6 separate regions of the Mus musculus genome follow, and all the other regions are linked to region 6. Evidence: chromatin loops called from intact Hi-C (ENCODE). Cell type or tissue: left cerebral cortex. All regions are shown on one strand.

Region 1 (5,000 bases), 180 kb before region 6:
GAGAGATCCCTTGGCTGGGCTGAGCCCTGCCCTGGTCAAGTGAACTATGATAGAGAACAAACATAGGCTGCTAACTGCTAGTAGGTAAATCAGCAAGGCCTGCTTGGCTCCAAACCCTCTGAGCTGTCTTCCAGACTTCCCCAGCCAATTTGATTGTGATGGTTGATACCAACAGAATACGGGAGGGGGGGGGGATAGCTCAGCCTACAGAGCCCCAAGAGTTAAGAGTAGAGAGACCTTCAAGGAAAGGAGGTGGGGGGACCATATAGGTGCTGCCAACAGGGCTGCCTAAGGCTGTGTTCAGATGTAAGCCTCTGGCCCTCGACAGGTTGAATGAACCTTGGAAGCATAAAGGACTCTAAGCAGCGCTCCTGGCAAGATGTTTTCCATGAAAAGTCCAACATCTAGGCCAGTGCACACCAGGTTTTCAGAGGTGATTTGTCCAGTCTCCGTTTCCCCATTTTAAAATGGGGGCAGGGGTTGTCTTCATTCCTGTCCAGGCAAAATCTTTCAGAAGGTGTTCCCTAGCTTTGGAAACAGGCCCAGGGGCCAGCTGCTCTCTGTGAGAACTGTCACATTTCATGCTAATGACATCTTCCCTCCACAGCAACTTGCAGTGGCCTCTGCAAGTTGTCAGTTTTTTTTTTTGACACTAAAGGCTCCTGTGCCATTGAAGGAGTGGCAGGAGGAAGGAGGCTGCTGCCAGGAAAGTACCTTCCCCGAAGGTGAGAAGGTGAGATGAAGTTCCATGCTAGGAAGAGCGCTACTATTTCTGGTCTTGCCACGGAGAGCAAGGACCCTGTGTGGTCCCCTCAAACACCAAAGAACTCACAAGCTTTTCCAGAGCCTCCTGCAGGGGCCCAGCCTGATTATGCAGCTACAGGCAAGGTTTACTTTCCTTCAGGCTCATTAGCATGGGATCCGCCCCTCTCAGGAGGGGAGGAGGCAAGGCCTAAGGAGGGCTCAGAGGGCCCTTGATGGGGCTTGGGGGCCTCTTGGAGTTCAAAGCCAGTCTGAAGAGAGTTTGAATTTCCCAGATGACCTCCTAAAAACTGTTGCAAGCCTCCTCTCCTAGTCCTGGTGGCTGATCCCAATTCAAGAACGTCATGCCTTGCTTTTAAACCTTGAAAGGTCCAAGATTACCAAACTGTCTCTATCAGCTTCCAAGCACTGAGCAGGTAGTACTAGGGCAGACTGAGACCAGACCCAAGTCTCATTCAGTCCCCAGGGCCTAGAGTGCCCACATAGGGCAAAGGTTTCTCTTCCCAGAACAGCACCAGCAGAGCCCCCAGAGAGCCTAGAAGGAAGCTGGCATTTGAATCCCACTGCCCCCTGGGAAGCCTGGCTTCACTAAGCACAGCTTTGCTTCCATAAATACCCAGTCCCGTGATGTCACCACCCTAAGCCCGACTTTCACCACCTCCGCTGCTGGCATCAGGCCCAGCAGACGGGTGCTCAGTACCGGCACATTACACCTGTGCTTGACAGCTGGACACTGCTGCCACCTTCACCTGTCTATGGAGAAGGCCATCTCCTGCCACTATCTCAGCCTGCTGCTGGCCTTCCACCTGGCTTGGGTGCAAGCCATGGGCTTGCTGAGTATCAAAGCTTTCCCTAAATAGGTCTGTCAAGGGCACTGACAAAAGCCTAGACCACGGCCATGAGTCTGGGACCCTCATTTGTGGATGTGGATTAGGAGGAGGGTGCCTGCTTCAGTAGGGGACTTTCACAGCTCAAGGAAGACTTGCTGACTAAGATTCTTTTCCCCCTCATCATCAACAACACTGCCTTTGCCGCAGGGGTACAAACATTGGACGAAAGCTTGCTCCCCCTGGACGCCACCTGCAGAGCAGCCACCCCACCTCCACCAAGCCCCTCACTTCAACATGAGTAGTGGTCCTTTCTGCCTCAGGCTTTAGGATAAACTTGTCTTGCATACTCACAAATAGCGTCTTCGGCAAGCCATCCTGCCCAAGTCTGATTTCCTTCTCTCTCCTGCCTGGGCTGAGGAGGCTCAAGGTGGTTCAGAGGAGGAACAGGATGCTCAAGCGAGGTGGAAAGGAAGAAAATGAAAGCCAAGGGCAGTCACTTTCCCAGGACTGGCAGGTTCATCTAGATATGCTGGATGTAATGTGGCAGGGGGCTCCAAACAGGTCCTCCTACGCAGGGTTTACACTGTGCCCAGAAGCCTGGGAAGACGTCGAGTCACCATGGTCGCCAGGTTGGGCGGGGGCGTCTGCCTCGCTGCTACCTGGGACTTCCTTGGGAATTTTCCCTCCCGCACATCCGGGGTGGCAGTGCGCTGGGATGAGGAGGGGAGGGCTGGAGGAGGGGGGTGTCTGTGCCGGTTTGCTCTCGCAGCATCCGGAGGAGGGACAGGAGTGCAGGAGCGCCCCCTCCTTCCAGGAGCAACGTAGTGCGGCCTCGCTGGACCAATCGCCAAAGTGCTCGTTGCCATGGCAACTGCAGCATCAAACAGGGCCGCCCTGTGGGTGCGGCTGCAAAACCAAGAGCCCTGGCGCTGAGACCAATGAGGTGGCTCCTTCTGGCCCTCACTGGAAACCTGGAAATCTGTTGCTAAAATGCACTCGCAGCCCGAAGAATGTAATGATGGCATTGCTTTCCAGGGCAGCTTTCCCGTCCCTGGCATGGAAACATAGGAGCCACTAAACTAAGAACTCAGGAGATCTTGTGTCCTGGAGTTAGGGGCCATGAGACTTCAGCAAGCAGAGTGTCTCCTGGGAATTTCAGATGTGATACTGTAAAATGGGATCATGACAGTTGTGTAACTGGTTCAGGAGGGCTGACCACATACAGTAACTGACATAGCTTGTTATGCACACATCAAATCCTGAGGAGGCACGAGGGTGGGGGGGTGGGGTAGGTGGAGGGGGTCCTCATTCATTTAGGACTAACAGACACAGGGTGGCCCAGCCAGCACTTTGGCCTGAGTCTTCACTTGCAAAGCTGCCTCCAGGGAAGGTAGTGAGAGTGTGAACCCTCTGGATGAGGGTGGCAGTTGCCAGGCTATTTTCTTTGTTCCATTCTTTTAGCTTCTCAGACCCACTGAAGTTGGGGGAAGAGGGAGGCTTCACTCTTGAGTTCTGTTCTTTTATTACAGAGAAAATGGATCTCAGAGGCAATGAAAAACTTATGGAAGGTTACACAGCAAAGAGGGACAGAGGCCAGATGAGGAGGAACTCATTCATCTGGCGAAGTGTCCTTGTATGCAGCGTAGAAACTGCTGAAGCAGCTGGGTAGCCAAAATACAGGGGGCTCTAGGAATGGCCAGTCTTTCCATGAGAGCCCCCCTCCCCAGAAGAATGCTGTCATAGGAATAATTCAGATTTATGTAGGCTTAGCACATGGTAAACTGGTCCACTCTCTCTCCTTGATTGAGTTGCTCTGTATTTTATCAAGATCAGGATACCACCACAGCATCAGAAGAGGTCCTTCCAGAAATGTGTGTCATTAACCACAGCTGCTCATAAAGGCACCCTGGGGGGGTGTGGGTACTAACACCCCCACCTGTGTGCTTGTGCTTTCAAACTTCTTAAAGAGGAGCTGCTTTTCCCACTCTCATATCACAGACGAGTAAACTGAAGCTGTGATTGAGAACTGTCCACCCTGTGTGCACTCTGCTCTAAAGGCCCCATCCTGGGCTGCTTCTTGTCCTCCTTTTGGACCCATGACATCCATTGTATGCCTGTCTCTTTTCTGGCTGCTCTTCCAGAGAGGCACACACATCTTGATCCTGCTGTATTTTAAAGAAGAGTGAGTGATAAAGACCTCCACACTCAAAAACAGCTGCCAAAGCTTTCAGGCTTTGACAAAGCATTGAGTGCAGCACACAGTTGTTCTCACACCTGATGTTCTTTGCCTGGCACCAGTCAGATAAAGGAAACTCCATAATGTTGACATTCCAGCTGGTCTCTTAACTTGAGACCCCAGAAGTTCCTGAGTTTCAGGAAGCAACAGAAAGTACAGGAGCATGCTATCACCAAGTGAGAGTCAGACTGCTTGGTTCAACTTTGAAGATGTGAACACACAAGGTTTCAGAGTCACAGAAATGGTGTGGCAGACTGCACCTGTCCACTTCAACTGTGACCAGATGCCTGAGGTGTGAGTGAGTGGTAGTCAGCCTTGCATGACTGCCTGCCCCTGGGTAGAATTGTAAGACAGGACCACCCAACAATCTACATGTTCAGGCTGAGGCTGACATAGAGCATTTCATAGCCAGTTTCTGGACCCATGTCCCCATCTCATCCCTACAGTCTAGGAGAAGCAAACGCCTCCAGGGCTGGTTCCAGAAATTTCCTATCTAGGACTTTGCCTCATAGACTGGAAAATTCCAACCTGCAGGCTGATAGGGATATTCAGGCAGAGTGTCTCTGTCTTCCAACCTGTGGCCATCTGTCCCCTAGGCAGGAGCATAACAACATTTGGGAAGAGGGAGAGAAGGCTGCTGGCACATGACAAGGAGATATGCCAGTCTCAGTCTTTCCAGGCAGGCAGCCATGCATCTCAGCACTGGGCATTCTTCACGGGGACAGCAGCCCATCCCCCTTTTAGGCGGACACAGGACTAACTGTGGAGCTCTAGGGTCTGTACCCTTTTACCTGTACCAGTCTCCCAAACACAGACACTTCACACCCCAGCACTATATTTTTCTTTTTCTGAAGCTTTACATTTTCAGTAAGTAAAATGCAAAGTGCAGAAATAACACAATCATCTTTTCTTTTGGGACAGGGTCTGTGTAACATTGGCTGGTCTGGATTTTACTGTGTAGACCAGGCTGGCTTGGAATTCATAGAGATCTGGTTGCCTCTACCTCTCGGAATGTTGGGATGAAACGTGTGCTTCACCAGCCCCATCAAGAATGCCTGTTCATAAAGTAAGAATAGTCCTCTTCCCCTCAACCCCGCATCTTACTCCTCCTGCTCATCTCTGCAGTGGAAATGGTTCTCATCTGTCTGGAGTGCAGCCTTCCGGCACTTTTC
Region 2 (5,000 bases), 63 kb before region 6:
GGTCACTGGAGTGATCCAACAACATTGGCAAGGTCAGGAAACCAAGCAGAGGCACCAAAGCACCCGATCTAGCACAGCAGGAGCAACTTGCCCCTTTTTAGAGGACGAGGAGGGAGCATCTACTTGGGTCCAGAAGTATTGCATGGTGCCAACTGTGGCTGGGGACAAAGGAACAGCAGAAACAGAACTGGAAGAATGAAATCCAGCTATTTGGCTCACTGGTCTCCTGTTGCACTTCTCTCTCATCTGTGGACTTGCACAGCATGAGCACAGGTTTCCAGGACAAGAGGCATGCAAAGGAGACAGTGGATCCTGAGGGACAGACAGATGGACACAACACCCGATATACTCTCTCTCCCTCAGAGAATCAGAACACATTTGGATTCACAGCCTACACATATATAGTTAATTTTGCTTGTCTCTACTCATCCTCAACTTTACCAATTTTTTTTTCTGGTAACTTTGGGTTACAATGAAGAATTAAAAACAATGTAGGACATTGGGGCTGGGGTCTGTGGCACAGTGGTCAAGGACTAGCCTAGCGTATACTAGACCCTGATGTTCTAAGGATCAAAATCAAGCAAACAAAAACGTATAGAACATAACATAATTAATTTCCAATAACTGGCATGACCATGATTCAGGATTTTTTTAAAATTCTATTTTCTTTATTCTATAACTTCCTAATGCTATGACACTTTAATATAGTTCCTCAGGTTGTGGTAATTCCCAACCTAAAAATCATTTCATTGATACTTCATAACTAATTTTTCCACTGTTATGAATCTTTACGTAAATATCTGATATGCAGAATAACTGATAGGTGATGGGGGTTATGACCCACAGGCTGAGAACAACTGGTTTATAACCTGGCATGTGCATGCATGAGTGTACGTGTGTGTACGTGTATGCATGTTTGGGTTTTTTCTCTCCCCTTGCTGCTGGGAATTACACCAGAGCCTCAAACAATGCTAGGCAGGTACTCTACCACTGAGAATACCCTTACAGGGTGACCTCTACCATAAATCAGCTTGAAAAACGTCTCTTCCATAGATAAAACTCTTCGAGTCTGTTGACATACGATGCACTTTCCTTAATGATCCCTGACCCCTGGCAAGCAGTCACTCACTCCTGTCTCTATGGACAGATGTTTCCATGACAGCAGCCTTAGTACTGGCTCTCTCTCACTCAGCACTGTGTAAAGTTTACCAACAATGCAGCTTTGCCCATCAGGAGCTCCTTCTTCCTTAGAGCTAAGCAGTGGACACTGTATAGATGCACCTGTAGATCCAGCTTTCCAGAATGTTCCTACCCAGAAACTAAAAGGAATGTACTCTTCAGAAAGGGCAGGAGTGGGGCACCTCCACAACAATTTGAAAACCTTGCACCTGACCAGCTCTGAATTTCCCCGCAACCTGACTCATCACACCCACTCCCCAGGTTTGTTGCCTGGTCTCTGGTAATCACTTCATATTCATGCATAAGCAGTCTCCAGCCTGGGGCTGGAGAGATGGCTCAAGGATTAAGAGCACTGACTGCTCTTTGAGCAGACCTGGCTTCTATTCTCAGCACCTTCATGGCAGCTCACAACTGTTCGTTAACTCCAGATCAAAAGGATTCAACACTCTCACACACACATATTCACAATCCCTCACTGAACTGCTGTCCCATGGGTGCCATGGATGTTAAATATGCCCACTTCCAAATGTACTTGAAGGTCCAGACTCAAACTGATCATTCTTCTCATTCACAGATCCAGAAAAATATTTCTGGAGCCCTGGTGGCTGCAAGTTAGGATGGGCAGCCCCACCCTGGTAGGGAGATCCATTAAGCAGACACACCTCCCAGCGGCTCTATTAATATTCATTGCCACTTTACCAACTGCCCGCCCTGCCTTCCTGTGGGACCAGTGGAGGATGTGAAAAATGGACTCATTAAGATGTTAAATAATTCAACCACAAGCAGACCCTGCCACACGCCCTGCAGCTTTGCACTCACTGGGCAGCAGTGTGATGCCTGCCCAAGGACTGGCCACCTCTACAGGACAACATTGGAGCTGGGGTGGAGCATATGTGCTGACTTCTCGCCATGAAAAGGGGAGATGGCACCTCTTCTATGCATGTGCATAGCTGATTTCAGCAACACTGATGCCCTGAGCCTGGGGCGGGGGGAGAGGGGCACATATCTTTGGGATCTGCCTATTTCTGCTCTTAGGACACAAGTCCTAAGCTGAAAACACATTCATGCTATGAGCGCAATTTCAAATCTTAAAGGACACCTTAAGACTGGAGTTTGCCACTCATGTATCTGCTGCGTGGGAGTCATGGGAATGTGTGGGTTAGCTAAGACTCCTGAAAAAAGTCTAGTCCACTCAGCTCATCTGGATTTCTCAGTGCCCAAAATGTCAAATTTGGAAGCACCACTTCAAAAAAAAAAAAAAAAAAAAAAAAAAAAAAAAAAGGTAGCTTGTGGCTGATACTGTCAGTTTGAACCTCAAGCCAGGGAAGGGCAGCCCCATGGCAAAAGTTTGCTCTTTTGTAGCTCCTTCTGTCTACATTTTGCTGCTTAGCCTACACCCCGTGAGCTTCTACTGCAAATGTCTCCCATTCTATAATGATCATTTGTTGATGAATCTAGACTTGGGATCTCCCTAAAGCAGGGCTTCTGGACACTCAAGAAGGAGGATTCCTGGTACTTGCCAAATTCAATAACTAATAAATAAATGGTTTTCTGGTCAGAAACAAGATATAGCTTTCCAGCTGCTACTGGCTTACTCTGGTTTACAATGGCCTCAAGACCAGTGCCAATGTACACATACCCCCTGAAACCCAGAGGGGTGCCCCCACTAAAGAGATAGTCAAAAGCACAATGCCCACTCAGATACCCATATACTAGCCATGTAGGCACCCAGCCTCATTCACAGTCTAGCCTGGTACTGCTCTTGAAGCCACTTGCATCTATAGCCGCATGGACACAGTTCACTGCCAAACACTGCTTCTATTAATAGCTCCTGGCTCTGGGGACACTCCTCAGGCACGAATGCCACTTATTTCTCAAACCGGCTTCTCAAGCTGCCCACTCCATCCTACAGTTGCATAAAAGATGTCTTGAGAACAGCAGCAATGGGGTCTCAGGCCTGGGAACAGGGTAACCAGGATGAACTCACTGCTTCTAACTCTGAGGCCATGGCTCATACATACCCCTGGGCAGGAAGGACCCTACAAAATGACAGCATAAGAAAAACCTTAAACAAAGGTGGCAGGAACCCGGTGCAAGAGCAAACATCCTTTCTACCTCTGAAGCTACTGCCGCAGTCCTCTGTTCATGGTGAAATCACTCTGGTATTTTTTTCTAAGTGTGAAAGAAGTCCCTCTGCTTCACCTGCTGCCCAGGTACCTTTCTGGGCAGTGGCCCTCATAATCCACCAAAGGAAGACACAGTTTCTCCAGCAGACCCAAGAATCCTTTGGAAAGGGCCAGAGCTAGAAGAAGTTAAAGTTAGAACCAGGTCTCAGGACTGCTCTGTCGCTGTTACACAGATGCTACCTCTATGCTGCCAGTATCTCTCAGGAGGCCTTGTGAAGAAGCTGATAGATGAGGCCACCTAGGAAGCCCATCTTCATGAATCTCCACCCAACTGTCTTCTAGCCTACTTTGCCAATAAAGACCACCCAAATACCGCACCCCTAAAATACATTCCTGGAGTGTGTACTGGCTCTGGGTCCTCCAGCAGCTCCAGTGTGGTGGCATATGGCTTGGTGACTTCATGCATCAGAGGGACTAGACCTCCTTACAGAGGTGCCAGTGCCAGCATCTGCTAGAGACCCAAGAATCTCCATGCAATTAGCAATCTGTGGAATGAGATTGGATTCACAAATGACCTGGGGCCAGATGGTTCCCTGATCTAAACATTTATCACATGTCCCAGGAAGCATGAGTTTCCTCGGCCAGGATGAGGCCCAGTTCAGGGATAGAAGGCCTAGATGGGAGGGGCAGGAGAGAGAGAAGCATTTAGCCCTCCCCGCTGCAGCCTTCAGAGGGGTGCCTTGCCTTCCTTTTTACCAGTCAGAAACATGGACCTTAGCCACATTAAGTGTGAAACTTCTAGCATGAGACAATTCACACTGTGTAACCATCCCTACCTCCCATCTTCAGACGTTTCCCATTTTCCAAATTGAAACTCTGTCCCCACTAGATACTGACACTGCTTTCCCCTTCCAGCCCCTGGAACGTGCCATTCCACTTTCTGTTTCCATAAACCCAACTACGTCTATGAGTAAATCATTCAGAATCAGTAACCAATTTACACTACTTAAATATATTATCCTCCAAATCCATGCTGCAGCATATGTGAGGACATTTTTAAGTCCATAGTTTCTGGTCAAGAAAGCGGGCTGAGCAAGTTATGCGGAGCAAGCCAATAAGCAGAATCTCCACGGCAGTGGCTTTCAACCTTCCTTACGCTGTGACCTGTTAATACATATCTTCATGTCTCGGTGACTCCCAACCATAAAATTATTATTGTTGCTATTTTATAACTGTAATTTTGCTACTGTTACAAATTGTAACATATGGCTAGAGAGATGGCTCAGCCGTTTAGAGCAGAGGTCCTGAGTTCAATTCCCAGCAACCACACGGTGGCTCACAACCATCTGTAATGGGATCTGACGCCCTCTTCTGGTGTGTCTAAAGACAGCTACATTGTATTCATATACATAAAATAGATAAGTCTTTTAAAAGAAAAAATAAAAGCAAATTGTATCATAAATATCTGTGTTTTCCAGTGGCCTTAGGTGACCCCTGTGAAAAGGTCATTCCACTGCCCCAAAAGGGTCATGACCCACAGGTTGAGAACCATTGCTCCACGGCCTCTACATCAACTCCTGCCTCCAAGTTCCTGTCTAGTATGAATTCCTGCCTAACTTCCCTCAGAAGACTGTAATTCAAGATATGTAACCCAAACAAAACCTTCCTCCCCCAGTTGTTCTTTGTTTCAGTGTT
Region 3 (5,000 bases), 130 kb after region 6:
CACCCCCAGGGCCTGGCAGGGGTTAAATTGTCTTTGTTTTTCATCTCAGAGACTTGAAGTACTCCTGGATAAAGAGGCCATCTCCTCCAGGGAGAGATGACTGCAGGTGTGAGTCTTAGCTATCTGCCAACTCTCAAAGCCTCCAGGATTCTCAAAACTAAAGCAACGAGTGACTGTATTCAGAATAACATTTCTGATCTATGCTTGACTGACAGACCAGCTTCCGGTTGAGTAAGGGGGAAACTGCAACCAAACACCTTCAAAGAAGACACTTTTCAACCACACCTTAGGATGAAAGCCACCAGACACTAAACAATCCAGAGGGTACTTGGCATGCGTCTGAGGTATCTGAGCTTTTGAATGTCTTTCCCAGTCCTCCTACTGAGAATATAAAAATCTGCCAAGACCCATCAGCAACTCTCAGGAAAGTGCAGTTAGAGAGGAAGTAAAGACAGAAAATGTTATTCTAGGAAGAAACATACAGAACTTCCTAGGAAGCAGCACACAAATACACGCCAGGAGATTGATTCCCTTGGAGCCAGCTGTTTTAAATAGTCAGCTTCCTCTCTCTGGCCCATCTATCAAGCAGACAACTTCAACAATGGAGTGAGCATGTATCCCTCCAGAGTATTAACAGCTGACCTCCTCACTCAAAACAAAGCCCCAGAGAAGAATAAACACTTCCCCTTGGGTAAAGCATTTACTCCAAACTGCAATGGAAAGACTCTGCCTCTTCATACTCCAGAGGCCAACCTAAAGACACTCCAGACTGACCTCAAAGCGGCACTACTGCCTCAGCCTCCCTAGTGAAGTAATTATAGAGGTACAGTGCCACCCCCTATGAGGCAGACTTTTAAAACAAATTAAATTTGAGAACTACATATAGCAGAATGTGGCTCTGAGCTCTGGGCATCATATAGAACATTAACACACACACACCTAGCTAGTTAAGCCTTAGCCTAGATCAGTGGTTCTCAACCTTCCTAATGCTGTAAGCCTTTACTACAATTCCTCTGTTGTTGAACTGTACTAAAACCATAAAATTATTTTGTTGTTACTTCATAACTGTAATGTTGCTACTGTTGGAATCATAATGTGAATATCTGACAGGAGGCCCCAAACTGGGTTTTAACCCACAGGTTGAGAACCAATGACCTAAACACATTCTTAAGGAGGCTGGCAGCAAAATGTAGCCTGAGAGAAGGAAGGGACTATGTCGCACTAGTGAGGGTGTGGGTCAAGGGTGTGACCTGATCACACCCTACTCAGCCTGCACCCAGCAACGAGAAGTTCTCCCTTCATCTGCCTAGCCAAAGGCTGGACCGCAACACCCTGCTGGAAGCCAGGTCATCAAGGCAGACCCTACTCCACCAGCATCTAATTCCTTTGCCTCCCACTTCTGAGCTGGAAAATGGTCCTTTCATCCAAGATTTAATGACTCTCCCTAAGTGGCTTAACGGGTGTGGTGTGTCTCCCACAGACTCCTTGCCCAGGTCTCTACAGACACTCTTCTCACACCAGTCAGGCGCCAGGGGTGAGTCCCACCTCCCCCGTCTCCCACAGACTCCAGAGCGTGGCTGCTCAAGCTGGAGCTCCTCAGGGCCCTGACAGCTGGGGACCGAGGCCACGTGCGGCGCTGCCCTCCATGGCCCGCGATCACAGCCTCCTCTTCCCGCGCAGCCCAGACGCGAGTGGCCCAGGCGCCATGCGCAGAGAGAGAGCGCGCGCGCCGCGGGGTCACGCGGGGCCGGCTGGAGCGAGCACGCCACGCACCTGCGGCCCAAGCCCCCTCCCGCGCGCACCTGCCGCCTCCCGCCGGGCCCGCGCGCCTCACCAGCGGTAGCAGCCCTCAGAAGCTTCCAGAGTGAAGTTCACGCGCGTGGCCCGCGTGAAGGGCAGCAGCACCTTGGGAATGTTAAGCTTGGCGGCCGCGGCGGGACCCACTACCTGCAGCAACAGCAGCGCCCAGAGCGCCGGCTGCACTAGTGAGGCCCGCGCCATCCTCCCGGCCTCGCTAGCGCCCGGGCGCGCGCTCCCGCGCCCTCCACCGGCGCGCGCTGGGTAGCAGGTGGCCGCGTGGGGCGGGGCGAGCGCAGTGATGGGCGGGACCGGCGGGAAAGCGGAGAGCACGCGCCTGGTGCTGAGCCCCTAGAGCGCGCCGAATCCTGCGAGCTTTTTCAGCCCCGGAGCCCGTAGCGCGTGGCCTAAGGCCTCTGCCGCGCGCCCGTCTCTGGTGGCAGCCTTCCAGCAGGCTCGCTCTTGTTCATTCCGCCTTGTCTGGAGCCTCTGGCGGTGGAGCCAGGACATAGCACTAAGACAGGCGCCCTAGGACAGTGTGGAGCGCTCACTGATTAACACCCCCCCCCCCGCCCCCTTTCCAAAGCCACACTTCCCCAGGGGCCAAGAAGGTCTTGAGATATTCCGGGATCAATCCATCAGCAGGACAACACTGGGAACTTCCTGTTAAACAGCCCCATGGATGCTCCAAGGGAAATATCCGAAAGGTTAGTGAGGGAACAACACGTCCCTGAAAGTAGACGGTGCAACCTGACTTCAGCTGCACTAGGACCTGGATCGACCAGCGGGATCTGGAAGAAAAGTGACAGGCTGATGTCATGCATAAACAAAGACTTGAAGCTGAATTTCAGGCCGGCTGGGGAAGCCTCCTGGAGGAGAAACTCTCTGGAATGGATACTAAGGTCTCGCTGGGTTTCTGAGAGGCCACCATTCCTAGTCTATGTAGTTTTTGTTTGTCAGTTTGACACCAACTAGTGTCTTCTGGGGAGAGCAGCCTTAATTGGGAAAATACCCCCATCAGATTGGCCTGTAGACCTGTTTATGGAGCATTTTCTTAACTGATGATTGATGAGGGAGGGCCCAGATCACTGTGGGCTGTGCCACCTCTGTAAAGGAGGTTCTGAAGTGTTAAGAGAGCAAGCTGAGCAAACCATACGGAACAAGCCAGTAAGTTGTCTTCCTCCGTGGCGCTGGCTTCAGGTCCTGCCCTGGTTGAGTGCCTGGCTTCCCTCAATGATCCAGTGTGGCTGGGATAAGGAAGCCGAATAAACCCTTTCCTTCCTAACTCGCTTTTGCCTTGGGACATTTGGATACAAGGAGGGACATTTGGAGGGCACCCTCAGGCCCTAAGGACCCTGGACCAGGAATGGGGGTGAGAGGAGCTACCCAGAAGAGGACAAGTCTTCCAGGCTGGGTACCACGTGCTACAGGAGGAGGGAAAGTTCCACCATCCTCTTCCAGGAAATAAAAGAAAAGCAACGCTCCTCCAGGGTGTCTGTGCAAACTCTTCCTGCGCGTTCTTGGTGATGCTTCATTGTTTTTAGTTTCCAGCGCTGGAGATCACACACCCGGCTTCACTCCTGAGCCTTTCATGCTTTTAACCAGGTACTAGGATCAGGTGGCTAAAATTAAAGAGGTTCGAAGGAATTCACAGTGACAGATCCATTCTTCATCCAGGACCTGCTATGGGCAGCCAGTGTCTTCCACATAGGATGCATTAGTAAGTTTGAGAGTGCCTGGATCCCATGGCAGGCAGGTAACCAAGATACATAAAACAGACCTGGTAGGACACAAGGAGACTGTAGTCTTTAGACCATTATGATCACAGGACCCTTTGGTTGCAGTTCTCTGGTTATCCAGACGTCAGTAACATATATATATATGTGTGTGTGTGTATGTGTATGTGTGTGTGTGTGTATATATATATGTGTGTGTGTGTGTGTGTGTGTGTGTGTGTGTATGTGTATATATATATATATATATATATACATACATTTATTTATTTGTTTCTTTCTGTTTATCCTCAGAGCCTGAGGGTGCCCTCCAAATGACCCTCCTTCCATCCAACTGTCCCATGACAAAGCAGCTTAGGAAGGCAAGGTTTATTTGGCTTACTTATTTCAACCACACTGGGTCATTGAAGGAAGCCAAATTGGGCACTCAAGCAGGGCAGTGCACACAGAGGTCAGAGGAGAACCTGTGGGAGCTGGTTCTCACTCTCCACTGCAGCAAGGGCTCTTACCCACTAAGCCATCTACCTGGCCTCAGTCATGGATATGTAAGAGAACATCAAGGCTGAAAATGATGATAACATGTTCTATAAAATACATTTATCCCAGAGAAATAAAAATTGATGTTCTCACAACCCTGTGGGTAAGATGATTCATGGGTTAAGCCTAAACTGGCTGCAGCCCAGAAGTCCTTTGATAGATGAGTTCACTGTGGCAGGCTCATAATATGAAATATTATTCAGCAATAAAAAAGAATGGGTTGTTGAATTTTCAGATGGAAAAATATTTAAGGTTACTGGGACTGGAGAGATAGGTTGGCAGTTAAGAGCACCTTTTACTCTTGCAGAGGATCCAGATTTAGTTCCCAGCACCCACAACTGTGAGTTCCAGTGCCAGGGAACCTAGCACTCTCTTCTGCCACAGTAAGTGTGTGAAGGTCAGAGAGCCACTTGCAAAGGCAAGTTTCTCCTGCCACTGTGAGGGTCCTGGGAGTGGTACTGATGATAACAGGCTTGGCAGCAAGCGCCAGTACCCACCGAGCCATCTTGCTGGCCTCTTCACATAGTATTCTTGAGATGATAAAGTACAGGAAGGTCTAATGGAGGGGTGATGATGGCCAGGGAGTAGGGTGGAGTGTGGCTGTCACAGGCAAAGAGACTGTTTTCAGGGTGTTGGGGATGTAAGTTGGCCTCACTTAGAACAGCCCTCTGGTTTCATAAGCTCTTACAGTTGGAGAAACAGGTAGGGTGCATGAGACTTCTCTACATGAATCCACAAAGAGAGGGAAGAGAGGGAGAGTTGTACTTTAATATAGGCTTGTGAATGCCTACCCATGATCCCAGGATTGTGGTTTCTAGTGTGGGCCACATATAAAGACCCTGTTATGCAAACAGTGAAGCCAGTGGACACACTTACTGACTGTGTTCCTTGTGTGACCAGGGCATTCTCCTTCCCAAGAACAATCAGTGGTTA
Region 4 (5,000 bases), 110 kb before region 6:
CCAGATCAGACTGGCTTGTGGCCAAAGCATAAGAGGCACTGTCTTGATGGATGATTGATGTTGCAGGTCTCAGACAATTGTGGGCAGCACCATCTGTAGGCAGATGGGTTTGGACTGTATAAGAAAATTAACTGAATGTGAACCAGTGAGTGAGCTAGTAAGCAGCATTCTTTCTTGGTTTTTCCTTCAGTTCTGCTCCGACTTCTCTTGATGATAGATTGTGACCAGGGAGTTGTAAGCTAAAATAAAATCTTTCCTCCCACAAGGTGCTTTTGATCAGAATGTTTTATCATAACAACAAAAAGCAAACTAGGACACCTCCATAACCTGGCTCCCCTTAGTGTTTGTGAGTCCCCCTGTGATTGCTTTGTATACTGTCAGGGACCTTGGTCACTCTCTTTGAAATCACAACCAGTATGATCTCTGTAGGAAAGTCTTTTGTGTGAACTCCTTGCCACTGCTTTCAGGATGTCTCCAACTGTGGGTGCAGTTCAACAAACATGAAGATGGAAGGCATTTGCTATCTTAGTAATTTTGAGGTCCTGTATCATGCAGCCATAGATGATTTACACATGGCTTCTTCCATTACCTCCCTCATAGCACACGGAAGGCAGCTTCCACCTAGCTCCCACTTGAGGCTCTTCACTGCTGCCTATCCACTCAGTAAATGCCCATCATGTCCACTGTGCAGCCCCAGGGACTTCTTGTTATGTTGCTGAGTTTCAGCAAGGCCATCTCAGACAGGAGCCCTAGCAACCTCGGATGCTGCAAAGCCAGGAGATGCCAGGTAACAAAGCAGAGCTCTTAGATGCCGGTCTGTCTAGGATACCACCCAGTACTGCTCCAGATTGGCTTCCATGTGGATTCTAAAGTAATTTAGCCTGTGTGAGCCTTAGTTTCCATATGGATTTTAGAAGGGAAAAAAAAACAATTAGTCTTCAAGAATATAATAAAGAGAAAGCCCAGGTGTAGCTGCCAACAAGCTGTGTTATTTGCCACCTGTCTGCAGGTAAAAGGGAGACTATATGGTGTTCCAGCTATGAAGCTGCTTTGTGGCTGCTCTGTGGCTGATTATAGAGCTTACAAAGATAGTGGAGACTTCTGAAACAACTTCAGCATTTGAAGAGCTGGACCACACATGGGCCTGACATGGAGCAAGTCAAGACATATCTGTGGTGGGAAGTTATGGCAAAACAGCTCATTCCTCATCTCACATTTGCAAGATGGCCCTGAGTTGAGTTGCACTGCTACTTCAGGAACAAAAGCAGCCAATAGAGAAACAAAAAGTTGAAAGCTGTGGAAACTCTGAGGAAGATGAGCTCTCTGTGATTCATGTGTAGGTATATACATGCATGTGCCCATATGGGCATGCATCTATGCATGAAGAGTAATATGTAAGCTTAAAGGTAGGCATGTGTTCCTGTATGGGTATGGGTCCATGTCTTTGTTTTGCATAAATATGCACATTAGCATACATACATGCCAATTCATATGTGTGTTTGATGGCTACATAGGTATAAATGTATGTGGAGGGATATGCATTGTGCCTGTGTGGTATGTAGTAAGTGTGTACTTGACTATGGTTCTGTCATCAATGAACATGAGAAGAGGCAGCAGAAGATCAAAAGCATTCCTGAACCTACTGGCTCCTTCCAAACAAGATAAGCACTCAGAAAAGGATGGATTTCAAAATTGAAGGGAACAGGTGATAGGTCACAGCAGCTAACCTCACACTTGCTGACAGGTCTTAAGGCCAAGATGATCCATTCACTGTGCATGTGCTGAGGTTCTGGATGCTATAGTTTATGTTGTCTGAGAGACCAGGAGGTGAGCAGTGATTTGAATGGGGAAGGACAAGGACAAAGTGGAGAAGGTGGGTCAGCCCAGCTAGTATCAAGTTGTTGCCATGCTTCACCTGTTCAGGGCTTCAGCAAGCAAAGAAGGCCAGGTGCTGGTAGTTGGCTGCTCAGGCTGGTATACACTGGCATGTCCAGTCCTTGTGAGCCTTACTAGACTTCAGCCCCTGCAAACTGAAATCTTTATTTCCAAGACAGCTGTGGTCTCCATGGGGGCTCTGCAACTCTGAATAAATGCCTATACAAACAAGGAGATCCACATGAGCAACACAGGGTAGCATAGAAAGAGCCTCTGGGTGGCAGAAGATACAAGTGTCTGCTTTTCACATAACAGCTGACACCAGGGTCCATGCTTATACGTCACAGTCTGGGATTCCATGGCAACAGCCGGGTGGGTAAGTTGTTCAGGCTGGTCTGTTCTCTGATATGGGGAATCCAAACTTGATCCCCTTGAGTACAGTTCTAACACCCACAAATAATCCCCCATAGGCAAGAAGGGATTCTGCCGTCTGCAGGGAAGTGCCAGGATTAGTATAAATTCAAGCCTGAAGCTACCACCAGTCTTAGCCTAAGAAAAACAAGTAAAAATCAAGTGTAATCTGCCACACGAGGTCATTGCTGTTAAACTCTTCAAGTCCATGGCACACTGGCTTTCCTACGCATCTTTTGCCGTAGTGGAAGTGCTGCAGCTGACTATGTTCTGTGCCAGCCTTACTCATATGCTCCCTCAGCCTCTCAGACCAAGGTTTGCCCCTCTCCATCCACTCTGGAACACTTTGCCCTGAACATTCAATCCAAATTCTACCCCAATGCTCACAGCCAGGAGACTCAGATCTGCTCCCCTCTATTCCCCTGCCTCTTAGGAGTCTGATAATACCTCTGGTTGCCTGTTTCAGCCACACACACTCTACTCTGTCCCCAACTGCTGGCATCCCAACTTAGAAACTGCTGTCCGCCTGCCCGGGAGCTGCTCCTGGCTCTTGAATTAAACACTTCTCTTCTATCATTCACACTCCATTCCAGATACCACCTCCTAGGATCCAGACCCTCCCTATGTTCTCCTCTCAATAGCTTGCTCAATCTAATTATGATTCCACACCACATTCCCCCACCTGTCTTTACAGGGACACATCATACTCTGAAGCAAGCTATCCTAGTTGTCTATCTGCTTCCTGCCTTCTGCTTGGAGAGGGTAGGTAGGGTCTGCCTTATTTACCAGGATGTTTCCCATGGATTTACCGTGGAATGCTTCAGAACATTTGCAGCAGCAATGTCACAGGGCGGTGCCCACATTCATGTCACCCTTCCTTGCTATTGTACAGAACTATCCTCCAAGCCAATGTGCTACCATTCTCATCAGATCATCAGGACCCACTTGCTAAATATTATCATGGCTGGCATTCCCTCAGAGAAGGAGGTGTGGGGAGGGTCATCGGACCCTTACCTGAGTAGCCAGCCATTCCTCCCAACCAGCTATATGCAATGAGGCCAACAGCATGTGTCCTCAGGAACTCAGGGAGGAGCCAGGATATATAAAATGGAGAAGACTAAGGGAAGAGGGCTCCATCTATGTGCCTATGGGGAAGCCATCATCCCTGCTGAGGCAAGACTTTCCAGTGTGGACTTTCTTGGAGTGGGAGCACCCATAATCTTGTAAGTAACTTCACACCTAAGCTCTGTAAGGAAGCCCAATTAACTCATTGGCTTCCCAGAGTGAACGTGAGTGGAATCATGCCTGCTTTTCATTGGGACTTTAGGGAGGGTAAAAGATGTTGTATAGCTGGGCGTGGTGGCACACGCCTTTAATCCCAGCACTCAGGAGGCAGAGGCAGGCATATCTCTGAGTTCCAGAGTGAGTTCCAGGCTACACAGAGAAACCCTGTCTCATAAAACCAAAAAAAAAAAAATGTTGTATATAACTTGCTCATTTTTGGATGCACCCCAATTTCTGAGCACAAATACAATGCAGGGGACATATTGGTGCCTGCTAGTCCCTGCTTCTAATGATGACCTCAGATAGTGGGCTCAGAAGTACAGCTCAAACAAAGCAACTGGATGCTCACAGTCCTCACCATGCTACATCTCCAAGATTCTGAACTAAAGACATGGCAGCAGCCCCACCAGCCCTGGCCATGAGTAAACAACATTCAGGTCAGCACTGCCCAGTCGTCATCCAGGGATCAAACATAAGTCCAGAAAGCCTGGGTAAGCACAGATGTGCATTTCCAACAAGTTTCCAAAAGAGGCCTCTGGCAACCCGTCTGCATGCTGCCTTCTGGTTTAAACAGTGGTCAGTGCCTGGGCTACACACTGACACAGCCCCTTGTACTATGCCCCTGTCCTCCTCATGGCCCTCTCCTAGCCCATTGGCTACAGACCTAGTAGAAAATGCAAGCTGTTCCCCACCTTACAGATATAGGGGACTATCTTCATATGGCTGAGAGAGTGGTTTCGTGTGTGTGTGTGTGTGTGTGTGTGTGTGTATGTAAGTATGCATGTGAATCCATGTGTGTACTGTGTGTGTATGTGTGTGTGTGCTCGCGCATGCATGCATTCAGTGGCACAATCCCCAGCTACACCATACCTGCCCCTCATGCCTTCTGTGTCCCCACTTCATTCATGCTCTCCTGGTACAACAATAGCTTCATATCTAATCTGTTCTTATGCCAGCATCTACCTACACACATCAAGAGCCCCTCACTGTTATCCTCTCTATTAAGTTCAGTGACTTGCCCCAGGCCACACAGCAGGCAAGTAAAAGAACAGGCACCGTGTGTTTCACACATCTCACTGTGATGGCAGCTGCAGGCTGCACTATTCAACACATCACAATAGCTGTAAGTAAAAGAGAAATAACTGAGCAACAAAAACATGGCAGCATTTGGGATGCACCACATTTGTCTAGTCCTCCCTTTGTCACAGCTCCTTCCTGATATCAGCTCCAAGAACTCGTTCCCTCCTGAAGGAACACCATGGGCACAGGTCACACAGATGGACACTGATTATGTCAGCTATTTCCTCATAGTGACAGAAAGCTGACTTGCATCGCCACAGTGACTCTTGCATTGCTGTTCCCTGGGAGAAAGGCCCTGTGATGAAGTACATCTCCTTGTACCCCCAGGCCTTGACTCTGAACTCAATCTT
Region 5 (5,000 bases), 74 kb before region 6:
ATCCAGAAGGCAGGGTTATTTCTCAGTTTCTCCTGGAGCAGATCATTTCAGTCCCCTAACAATTCTCACATCAGGGCACTATGACCCTTGAGGTCACCTGTGCTTTCTTTTGGAGGAAGTGGACTGCTTTCCCCACCCAACTCAGCCAGCCCAGCTTCACTCACTGCACTGTCCTCCTTTCTGATTGTTCCTTGTCTGCTACCCAGGAGCATATATTCTCTCTGTTGCTTATATATTCTGTCTGTTGCTGTTACTAATTTATATCTGAACTCCTGAAGAGAGCTGCTTTGACCCGCAAGTTTTTTCCTTCAGTTTTTACTCTTCCTATTCATCTCATCCTGATTTTTATTTAAATCTTCTTATTCTGAATTACTCAACTGAAGTTCCTTTTAATTGTCTTAGACTGTGAAACAATTATGAAGGAATGCCTTCTGTTCTTTCAGATTTTTTTTTCAAGGTGGTGTTTTCCTTTCTTACAATGATCCATCCCCATCCCCTCCTAGCTAGCATCAGATTTAAAATGTTCCAGAAAAATATCTTTACGGTGAATCATATCATATTGTCAACAATATAACCTATTTTTTACTCATAAAAATAGCAATATTGCATATTTCAAGTTAATATTAAGAACACACTCAGCAAACATTTGTTTATATGCTGTTTAGCTTTTTTAAAAAGTTACCAGATTATAATGCTTCCTAAAAATTTCAGCATTCATTTCCTAAAAAGAAGCTGCCCTACATTCAAGATTCTATGTTGGGCTCTTTATTTCTGCTCCTTCCTTCCCTTTAACTTTCTCCCGTTCTGACTCGCTTTATTTTCTCCTCCAGCGTATTTGCATGGCCTATTCCATCTCCCACGTGTTAAGGCAGATCTGTGCAGGTGCTCCATGTTCTCTAATGGGGTTGGCATAGCTTCTTTGCTCATCTATCACTGCTGGGACAAGCAACAAGGCTCAACACGAGGCTTAGTCTTGGGGACTAGCACCCAGACCCTCTCCCAGGAATGAAAGGCCAACAGCGAGGGGCACAATACTCAGGGTGACTGCAAACCATTACCATAAGATTCCTAATCAGCCCATTTACAACAGGTTTGAGACCCAAATTCCCAAGTTACACAGAGGTCCAGTACATCAACTTTAAATCTCATGTCATCTTGACATGACATGCATTTGACCCATGATACATTATGTAGCTTTTGAGATGCACGGGCATTTTTGCATATCATCATAATAGATGATGGGGCCAGGCATGGACCACTGACAGAAGTGAGTCACCAACACACCCCAAACTCTGATGAATCTATACCATGACCCTGAGGTTATGGGTGGACAAACAGGTAAGCTTTGGTATTTCTGTATCTAATCTGTAATTAGAGAACCCCACCTAAGTTTTCTAGAGGTAGACGTAGCTGTAGCAGCCCCTGTTGTTACAATTTAAGTTACTGTGAAGCCATGTATGCATGGCCATTCATCTGATCCTTTCACTTGGCACCCTATATGTCTCTCTACAAACCTTACTCAAACCAAGCCTTGATCCCATGCCCCACCCAGTCCAGCCAACCTCAGAGTCTCTGTTTCTTTCCCTCCTGGGCCACATCCAACCCCATCAGCTAGTTCTAGCACCTTTATCCCTAAGACCCATCATTCATGTTCCTCTTCTCTGCACAGTCATCACCCTGACCCGAACCTGACCATCTCTATCTAGTCACAAGAATGTCCTCCCTTTTGCCTGCCCTACCTCCAGTTGCCATTTCAACTCTGCTCCAGGATCCATCCCACAGAGCACTTTGATAATGTCACCGCCTACTTCCAACCTGCCTATGGGTTCCCTTCACATTCTGCATAAATTAAAGTTCAACACAATCTGGGTCTGTCCCCCATACTTGCTCTGCCCACATCAGCCTCTTGGATGTTCCTCAAGTACTCCTTCCCCAGCATTCACAGTGGCTGCTCCTTCCTCTGGAACCCCTTCGTCTAGCCCCTTCTCATGCTTATTTCTGCCACTCGCTGTGCTAACACTGGCTTTCCCAGCAGTCTCTCTGATGACCGTATCTAAGCCACGCTCTCAGGACATCCCTGTGTGGTCTTTGTACCTCAGCTGTCTCCTCTCTTGCCTTCTACTAAGACATAAGGTCCAGAGAGGAGAATGTTTTCACCACTGTACCCCAGAGTGACAGGCATCAGGTGCCCAATAAATGCACCATGAATAAATGAATAAACAAATATTTCTACCGAGGATATCTCTCTGTGACTTACCAATCAATTCATTTGCCAAACCTTTTGGGTTTAAAGTCTAGACAAATGTTTGTGGTAGACAGAAGCATAGTAAAGAGAGGTGGGTACAACTGTATGTAGTAATATAAAGTGAGTAGATGCCATATGCTAACCAAGGATAGGACAGCACTCAACGAGTAACTGAGCAGGAATGGCTGGAAAATGACGTGAAGAGGGACACCTCTCTTGTAGCCTCTCTGAAATTCCCCTCTGAGGGGATAAACAGTAGTTCTGAGGCCCACAGACACAGTCTAGGATCTGGCCACTGTGCTGCCTCTACCCCAGGACCTAGAACTCTATGGGCCCTCAGTGTACGATTTCAGCAGCATACCTCTGCACATGGTGCCCATTACTACTCATTTGGAAAAACCTTGGTTCAGGACCCACTTGAGGACACTTTCTCTCATGTCTGAGCCTGAACTCAACAAATGCAGCTTTTGCTCGACTCCTGGCTCATGATTTCCTGCATGGATCATGTTCAACACTTCCCCAAGTCAGTTCATGCATGACACCCGCCAGGGATGGCTACAAGTTTCTGAATTTTCAGAAGCAAGGCAGGTGGTTATACCCAGACCCTGATATCATCTTGCTTTATATCTATGAGCCAGCAAGATCTACCCTCTGAGTCTCACTGTCTTTCCCTTAGAAGATTCATAGGCAGCCCAGGATGAAAAGGCCTCAAGTCACACAGAGCAACAAGACCAGGCCTATCACAGTTCACATTTGATCAGTGGCTAGGGTGAAGGTAGTTGCTGCGGAAAAACATTATCCCCGGGCTGGTGTTCTCAAGGTGGCTCCAGCAAGAGTATGATTACAAAGGTGCAGCTCCCAGATTGGAGTGAGAAACACAGAGACTCAACAACATGCAAGCTGCTTGGTGTCTCCAATGTCATCTGTCCTAAGTTAGATGGCTATTGCTCCTTGATGCAGCTCAGAAGAGTCAACCAGCTTGTGTCAAAGGGCCAAAACTTGTATCTTTAGATCCTGGACTCTGACTTAAGTGGCTCCTGTTGCCTGACCCTAGTTCACACTGGGCACTATGAGGTAAGAAGTGGAAACAGCTGTACATGTTCAGGTGCTTGCTCTTGCATCCCTCTCTCCCTTCTTCCCTTCGTCCTCCTCCTCCTCCCTCACTCCCTCTCCCTTCCCCCCTCTATTTCTCTCCCTCTCACTCCCCCTCCCTCGTCTCTCCCTCCTTCTCCCTCTCTCCCTCCCTCCCTCTCCCTTACTTAGCCTCATCCTCCACTTCCCTTTCTCTAGCTAATATGGTTAAATTAGCAGAGATTAAACGTGCCTGTGCTGCAGTTTCCTGTAATGAATTTCTTCCCTTGGGTCCAAAGCGCCAGGCAGTATTTGCTGACCAGCTGCAGATCCATTCCATGAGGCTTCTGCAGGCACACTACCTCCTTAGTGCAGGCTGTGTTGGGCCTTCCCTTCTGGACAGTTCAGACTGCTGTTTATTAGTAGGTACTACTCTAGCTGACCAGAGGCATCCTGAGGATCTTCTTGCCTTCCATGACCCTAGGGTCTGGGTCTGCTAGAAGCTCACTGCTGTTCCTGTTCCCTATTAGACATGCCAACCCCTCAAAGATCTCCTGGTATACAGGACTTGGGACATCTCGTGTCCTGGGGCTTTTTAAAGTGCTAGGCCACAACTCACTCCTCCTTTCAGACTGGGTACATGCAGTCTAGAAGCACAGGCCAATATTGGATGCTGCAGCTTTGCTCCAGTTCCCAGAGCTGGATGCAGCCTCAGTCCAGGTCTGCATCTGTTTCCCTCTTATGGTCCCTGTAGCCATGCTCCTCCCCTCTTCTCTCCGCATTTCCCTCATCAGAATGGAAGGAGGCTATTACCCACACTCTCCTTAATATCCTGCAGTAGATGATCATGAGGTGCAGCAACATCACACACATGCTGTGTGTCGCCTTGAGCAGTCACTTCACCTCCAGAAGCCTCAGTCCCATGAAAGACAAGAAAAGCTGTTGAGTGAATGAATATGTGCCTTGGAGACCAACACCCAGGGCTTGTATCCCAACTCCACCCAATGTCATTAGTGGTTTTTGATCCCCAGATATGTTTCCCTGTGAGTACAATGTAAATTACTATAATACCTCCAGCTGTGAGGACCCAGTGAGATACTGGGAGGTCAGACACCAGCACATAATAAGTTTTCAGTTGATGTAAGTTGCCCTAATGAAGGCCTTGGATGCCTTCAGGAACCTCTAGTTTGGCCTCTAAGCTAATCTGGCACACATCTATATGTGGGAAGTTGCTTCACCTCACTGAGCCACCATGAGAAAGACAGCCAACCTTGAGTCCCAGACCTACTCCTAGGCACACAGATAGCAAATGCCAGGCCACTAAGCTTCTTGTCTTGTGTGTCATCCTTGGGAAGAGGGGACTCATTAGTATTTTAGGGGCCCCAATAACTAGAGAACTCCAGTTCACCCAGAGAAGCTGTAGCAGAAACAAGACAACATGTAAAGCCTTAAAGGTAAGGGCCAGCATCTTTTCCTCATTTCTCCAGGAACATCTTGGTGTGTAATTTCAGTGAGCATTCAGTATCCTTAGCTAATATGCAGTGTATTCACCTTGCTTTGACCCAAATGGGGACATTCCTAGGAAGAGAGAGAGTCAGTAGTTCCCAAAGTCCTGCAAACATATGTTGTCTATGGGAATGTGTAGAGGGTCTGGCCTGCTGGGAACCGAAAGTTTCCTTATCTG
Region 6 (5,000 bases):
AGAAACTGACAGACATGGGAAGAATCTAGCCTGCATGAATTACCTACCAGGTGCCTATTGCGTCCCACCACCACCACCTCTGTGTGTGTGTGTGTGTGTGTGTGTGTGTGTGTGTGTGTGTGTGTGTGTTACCTTAGGGAAAAAGAATGGGAGACAGCTAGGCTGATTCCTGCTTTGTGTGCATTTAAAGGAAAGCTGGGATGAGGAAAGGTCCTGTGACCTGTCCCACAGTCACCAGCTGGGATGTGCAGAGTGCAGAGCTGGGCCTTAGTCCCAAGTTCATCTACCCACATTCTTTTCTTTATGTGGCATTATTTATCTCTTCTGTTCTGTGGTTCTTCCTGAATCACCAAATATTATCTCTGATGGTTCTACATACAACAGGTATTTAATAAAAGCTCTCAAGGGGCATTACTCACCACACACTCTTTCACATCTTTCATATCAGTTACTTTATTTACATAACCCCTGACACAACCAATCTATGTTTGGAAAAGCAGCCCCTAGTGCCCCAGGGCCCTATGCACACAACAGTTAAATACGATCTCATCTCAAAGAACTAGAGGAAGGATATGGGGTATCTCCTGCCAGGAGAGGAAGAAATTAGTACTCCTTTTCCTAAAGGGCTAGGAAATTAGTTGCAGACAGGAAAATGGGTCTGGTATGCTCTGTCTTGAAGGGACCCTCCTGTTTCTTGTCCTAACTGCATTCCTCACAGCGCCTTATCATGGGGTCTACATTCCAACAACATAGAATGTCCCAGTCTGTGAAAGCAGTAGATTCTCTAGCCTGCTCCAAAACTGCTAGGTCAGAATCCACATTAAGCAAAGAAGCCCAGGCTCCTAGTGTGAATATTCAAGTTTACAAACTGCCTTGGATCTAGACTGTAGAGAAAAAAACTGTGCTGCCTCTTGCATTCCTTAAAGGTGACACTATACTTTTTTAAGGTGACACAGGCTTTGGCTGTGCCTCTAGTAGGGGAGAAAGCAAAGCCAGATGGTCTCCAAGGTGGAATCTTATGAAATAAAATTTCAGCATTTGCACCCCTGACCTCCTCAGCCAAGACCACTGTCTGGATGGACAATGGAGACTCCCCCAAGGCAGGGAAAGAAGCCTCTGCCCCTCAGAGTTCTCCTGTCCACATCCTCCAGTTGGTCAGTAGGGGTGACTTTGAAAGAATATATATATATATATCTCCTGGGATAATGTTGTGAGGCATCAGCCGACCAACGTGTGTCACTGTTCCCTATCAAAACAGGAATATGTGTCCCTGTCCTGGTGCCCCCTCCCTAAGCTTCGAGAGACTTCATTTCAGCAGCCCAGACTTTCCTCTCCATTCTTGCATCTAGCATGGGCTGACCCACAGCTTCTGTGAAGGGGACTAGTGAAGAGCCTCAGAACTAAAAGCTTCCTCTATGTGCTCTCAAGTGGAAGCAGAAGCTCTGAATTAGGGACCTCAGTTTGGAGCTAGCCACAATCCCCTACCTCCCAAATGAACAGAACGTAGGGGTGAATATAACACCTCAACCTGCCCTCTACAGAGCCACAGAACTCAGCCACATTCTGGTGTTCCAGACCCTCCACCCGTACACACAATTCTTCTCTTCTAAAGAATGGACCAGCCCTAGCATAAATGTTCCAAGCATGCTCTGTCCCATGGCCATAGCAGGATGCAGCGGATGTAAGGTAGGAGAAACGCTGTCTCTAGTGCTTGGCTTCCCACTCCAAGGAATCAGATTCCCTATCTGGAGTGAGTTTAACTCCCTCCTCCAGCATCGCATGCCCAAAGACTCTCAGGTCGCCTATTCTAGAGCTACTGACCACATCGAACACTTTCTCTAGTTGACCCCTGACGGTCCCAAAGGCAACCAAAGGAGTAGGCAGAAAGCTTGCTGCAAACCAGACAACTCCATCCCAGCATCACCTAAGCCCCCAGCCTAGAGACCGAGCCCCGCCCAGATGGGCACAGAAGACTGCCAGCAGGGCTTCGGCACCAGCACCCAGAAGAGGCGAAGCTGCTGCAGGCTGGAGCTCCCGGGACGCCAGGGGCCAGGGCGATGGGGCTGTGCCTCCCCGGCGTCTCCTTAATCCTCGGTCCGAAATAGCCGGGGTAATCTCGGGTCGAGACAGGGGAATTAGTGTCTTGGGGGAGGAGGACGAGGCCCCGGGGCTGGACGGCGCAGGGTCGGTGTGGAGAGCACTAAGCATGAGTGGCCCAGGCGGCCCCGGGCGAGCGGGCGCTGCACGCGACAGCCGCTCGGCGAGGTCAGGCCGGATGGCAGTTCCGGGAGGTCCCGGGTGCAGCAGGGTCCGGCCGAGGGACTCACTCCACAGCCCCCTGAGAAGTTCGCGCGCCCCCGGCACGCCCGCTCCGCCGCTCTGCACTTACTTGTCGCGGCGGCAGCCGAGCTCCGGGATGGCGCCCAGTGGCGAAGGGCCCGGGTCCGGGCGCCGAGCGCACGCGGCCAGGTGTCGCCGGTGTCGCTCCAGCAGGCCGGCGTTCTCACGGCTCAGCCGCGCCACTTGGCGCTCCAGCTCCTCGATGCGCCGCCGCCGTTGCGCCAGCAGCTCCTGCTGCGCCGCGACGATCCGGGTCAGCTCCTGCAGGTACTCGGCTGCCGTGCCGGGGGGCTCGGCGGCGCTCGCCATGGTCTCCACGGCGGATGGCCGCGCCTCAGGCGAGCGGACAGCGGGGCGGCGGCGGCGCAGCCATGGCTGCGCGGTGGGGACGGAGGCGCGGCACGGCGCGGCGCGGCAACGGGGCTCGGCCCGGGGGGCGCGGCGGCGCGGGGCTGGCGCGGCTCCGCCTCGGCTCCCGCCTCCGCCGGCGGACGCCCAGTGCCTCGGCGCCTCCCGCTTCCCCGCGCCGCCGCCACCCCGCTGCCCGCTGCCCCACCGACGCTCAGGGGCCGGTAGGGCACGGAGCTGCGGCCGCCGCGGGCAGACGAGGAGTTTGCAAAGTGCCGGCTGCGACGCGAGAGGGAGCGGGAGCCCTAAGATCGTAGAGGGAGGAGGTGCCTGTGAGAGAGGGCGCCGCCTGCCGGGCCCGCCTCTCCACCCGCGCGGCGTGCCGGGCTCCTCAGTGCCTCAGCAACTCGGAGCCACCACTGCTGAGCCCCTCAGCCTAGACCCAGCCCCGCCCCCTAAGCTCTTGTCCCTAGAGCCCCGCCCCCTCAGCCTCAGGTCCCTCCGCTCCTATCCTAGCGCTTAACTTCAGCCCCGCCCCTTTGGCTCCTCAGCCCAATCCCCTAAATCCATCAGTCCCGCCCCCTCATCCTCTAGTCCCTCAGCCAGGCTTCCTTCAGCTCCTCAGCTTACTTCTTTCGCCTCAGCCCTGTTCCCTCCGCGCCTCAGCTCTGTCCAGTGAGTCCTTCAGCCCCGTCCCCCATTCTCCTCAGCCCCGCCCGCTCGGCGCCTCAACCTCTCTTAAGTCCACACTTCTATGGCTTTTTGCCCTTCAGCCCCGCCCCCTCAGCTCTAGGTACCGCCCCGCTCCTTGGTCTCAGCCCCGCTATCTAAGCCTCCAAGTCCCACCCCTTCGGGGCTCAGCCACGCCCCCTCGGTGCCTCAGCCCTTCACTCTAAGCACTGCTCCTCCAGCACGCCCCGCCCTGTCCCTCAGTACCGCTCCCTTCATAGCCTCAGCCCCTCAGCTCCCCCACCCTTAGACCCTCCTTATACTCCTCCTCTTAGCCTCAGCCTTTTCCTCAGTTTCCCTCAGTCCGTTGTCCTTCCTCATGCCTCAATCCCTTATCACTTCAAGCATTTCAACCCGGTCCTTTAGCGAGCCAGGCGGGTGTGTTTTCAGAGCTTCTCAAGTCTGTTTCTTTCAGTGTGCTTGAGCACCTTGGCCCTAAGCTCTTAAGCACTCCAGCTCCTTCTTTCTGGTCGCCCAGATCCTCATCACTGAACCCCAAGACCCTCATCCCTCGATCCTCAGCTCTTCAGCCAGCACACCACTACCCCAGCACTTCCTGTCCACTCTTGCCAGTCACACTGATGTATAAAGGTTTACTTAAATGAGGAGAATTCTATGTTAGTGCTACTGATCCATGATTTTAGGTCGTGCGAACAGAAAAACAAGTAACTCATGTGCAGTTTGGCATATTTACAGGTCTACATCTGCTGAAACACTGCCTCTTCCTTGTGCAATCAAAAGATAGCCAGAAAGCACTGTGACCTACAGCAATTTACCTTTCCTCCTAGTCTCAGCTTGCTCAGGCATAATACTATTTCTTGATTGCTAGAATCTTCATAATTTTCATATGTCAGATTTCTTTGAACAAGATTTATTTATGTTTTGTCTTCTTGGTCTTAAGGGTTATTTCCTTTGTTTCTTGTTTTCTAGCAAATGCTTTTAAGGCTATTAATTTGCCTCTGGGTAAAGCCTTAACTACATCTCTGACATTTCTAAAACTGTACCACGTACATTTTGAGGGCATGGCTGTTGTTAAGGCTGACGTTACTCTGGCACTACACTGGCTTCACTAACTCATATTTGTTGATATCCCCCTGAACCCTCCTGGGGAAATTCCCTGGGCATGCCTACAGAGAGGGGAAGAATGACAGTAGAGCCCTCCCTGGGATTCTCAAAATCACCAAGGTCTTTTCTCTCAAGCTATTACATACACGTCACTCTAAATGAAATTTTTAATGTTATCCCTTGTTACTAGGCTACTTGACATGCTTCAAAAAAAATCATGTTATCTTTATAAATCTTGTAACTATCCTGTGAAAAGCAGAGTCATGCCATATCCCATTTGTATATGTAAAGTGTTTAATGTTTTGATTTTTTACATTTAAAATACTCATAATTTTGCAATTATGTTTTAATGTATCAACTGTCTCCAAAAGATGGTGCTGGCTTCACTCCATCTTAAGGGAGACCTGACCTTGGAGTCACGCTTGTATCTCTTGTAGTGTTTGGGACTGAAGGGAAATCAAACTCTGAACCCTGGTACAGATCAGTGAGACTAGTGAAGGAAGGAGCAATGCCCACAT

What was found. Hi-C counts contacts between places; a loop is a spot of excess contacts. Peaks named below come from ENCODE experiments on the same cell type or tissue, not always from the same donor. Only the 100,000 strongest peaks of a DNase experiment are listed, where the experiment ranks them.
Region 1: a loop joins it to region 6, with 4 times the contacts of the local background. A loop is called at or near these places in 10 of 42 quality-filtered maps.
Region 2: it touches region 6 in a loop (2.7-fold over the local background); 3 of 42 quality-filtered maps call a loop at or near these places.
Region 3: it touches region 6 in a loop (2.8-fold over the local background); 3 of 42 quality-filtered maps call a loop at or near these places.
Region 4: it touches region 6 in a loop (2.7-fold over the local background); 7 of 42 quality-filtered maps call a loop at or near these places.
Region 5: it touches region 6 in a loop (2.3-fold over the local background); 3 of 42 quality-filtered maps call a loop at or near these places.

The regions. Positions count from the first base shown.
Region 1 is chr6:90,807,825-90,812,824 of GRCm38, forward strand. Iqsec1 (IQ motif and Sec7 domain 1) reads right to left here and starts at 2,299. Exons shown (of 14, transcript NM_001134384.1): 1 at 1,944-2,299. The coding sequence starts at 1,966. In left cerebral cortex, a CTCF peak has its summit at 2,407; DNase peaks (open chromatin) are centred at 630, 953, 1,400, 2,392 and 2 more places; H3K4me3 peaks cover 2,787 bases; H3K27ac peaks cover 4,523 bases.
Region 2 is chr6:90,922,672-90,927,671 of GRCm38, forward strand. It overlaps a transcript of Iqsec1 not described here. Among named protein-coding and RNA genes, the nearest start is that of Gm38860, 85 kb to the right of the region's middle. In left cerebral cortex, no CTCF peak of the experiment used is centred here; DNase peaks (open chromatin) are centred at 2,320, 2,701, 3,017 and 3,499; H3K27ac peaks cover 2,237 bases.
Region 3 is chr6:91,114,784-91,119,783 of GRCm38, forward strand. It overlaps Nup210 (nucleoporin 210), which reads right to left and starts at 2,043. Exons shown (of 40, transcript NM_018815.2): 1 at 1,835-2,043. The coding sequence starts at 2,001. Gm30364 (a long non-coding RNA gene) reads left to right here and starts at 2,438. Exons shown (of 4, transcript XR_003956467.1): 1 at 2,438-3,402. In left cerebral cortex, a CTCF peak has its summit at 2,269; DNase peaks (open chromatin) are centred at 323, 1,792, 2,188 and 2,563; H3K4me3 peaks cover 1,626 bases; H3K27ac peaks cover 1,497 bases.
Region 4 is chr6:90,878,407-90,883,406 of GRCm38, forward strand. It overlaps a transcript of Iqsec1 not described here. Among named protein-coding and RNA genes, the nearest start is that of Iqsec1, 71 kb to the left of the region's middle. In left cerebral cortex, a CTCF peak has its summit at 2,155; DNase peaks (open chromatin) are centred at 2,207, 2,486 and 2,795; H3K27ac peaks cover 1,291 bases.
Region 5 is chr6:90,912,120-90,917,119 of GRCm38, forward strand. It overlaps a transcript of Iqsec1 not described here. Among named protein-coding and RNA genes, the nearest start is that of Gm38860, 95 kb to the right of the region's middle. In left cerebral cortex, CTCF peaks have their summits at 1,908 and 2,124; DNase peaks (open chromatin) are centred at 853 and 1,861; H3K27ac peaks cover 2,325 bases.
Region 6 is chr6:90,985,693-90,990,692 of GRCm38, forward strand. It overlaps a transcript of Iqsec1 not described here. Among named protein-coding and RNA genes, the nearest start is that of Gm38860, 22 kb to the right of the region's middle. In left cerebral cortex, a CTCF peak has its summit at 3,050; DNase peaks (open chromatin) are centred at 1,360, 1,696, 1,937, 2,185 and 3 more places; H3K4me3 peaks cover 3,212 bases; H3K27ac peaks cover 2,251 bases.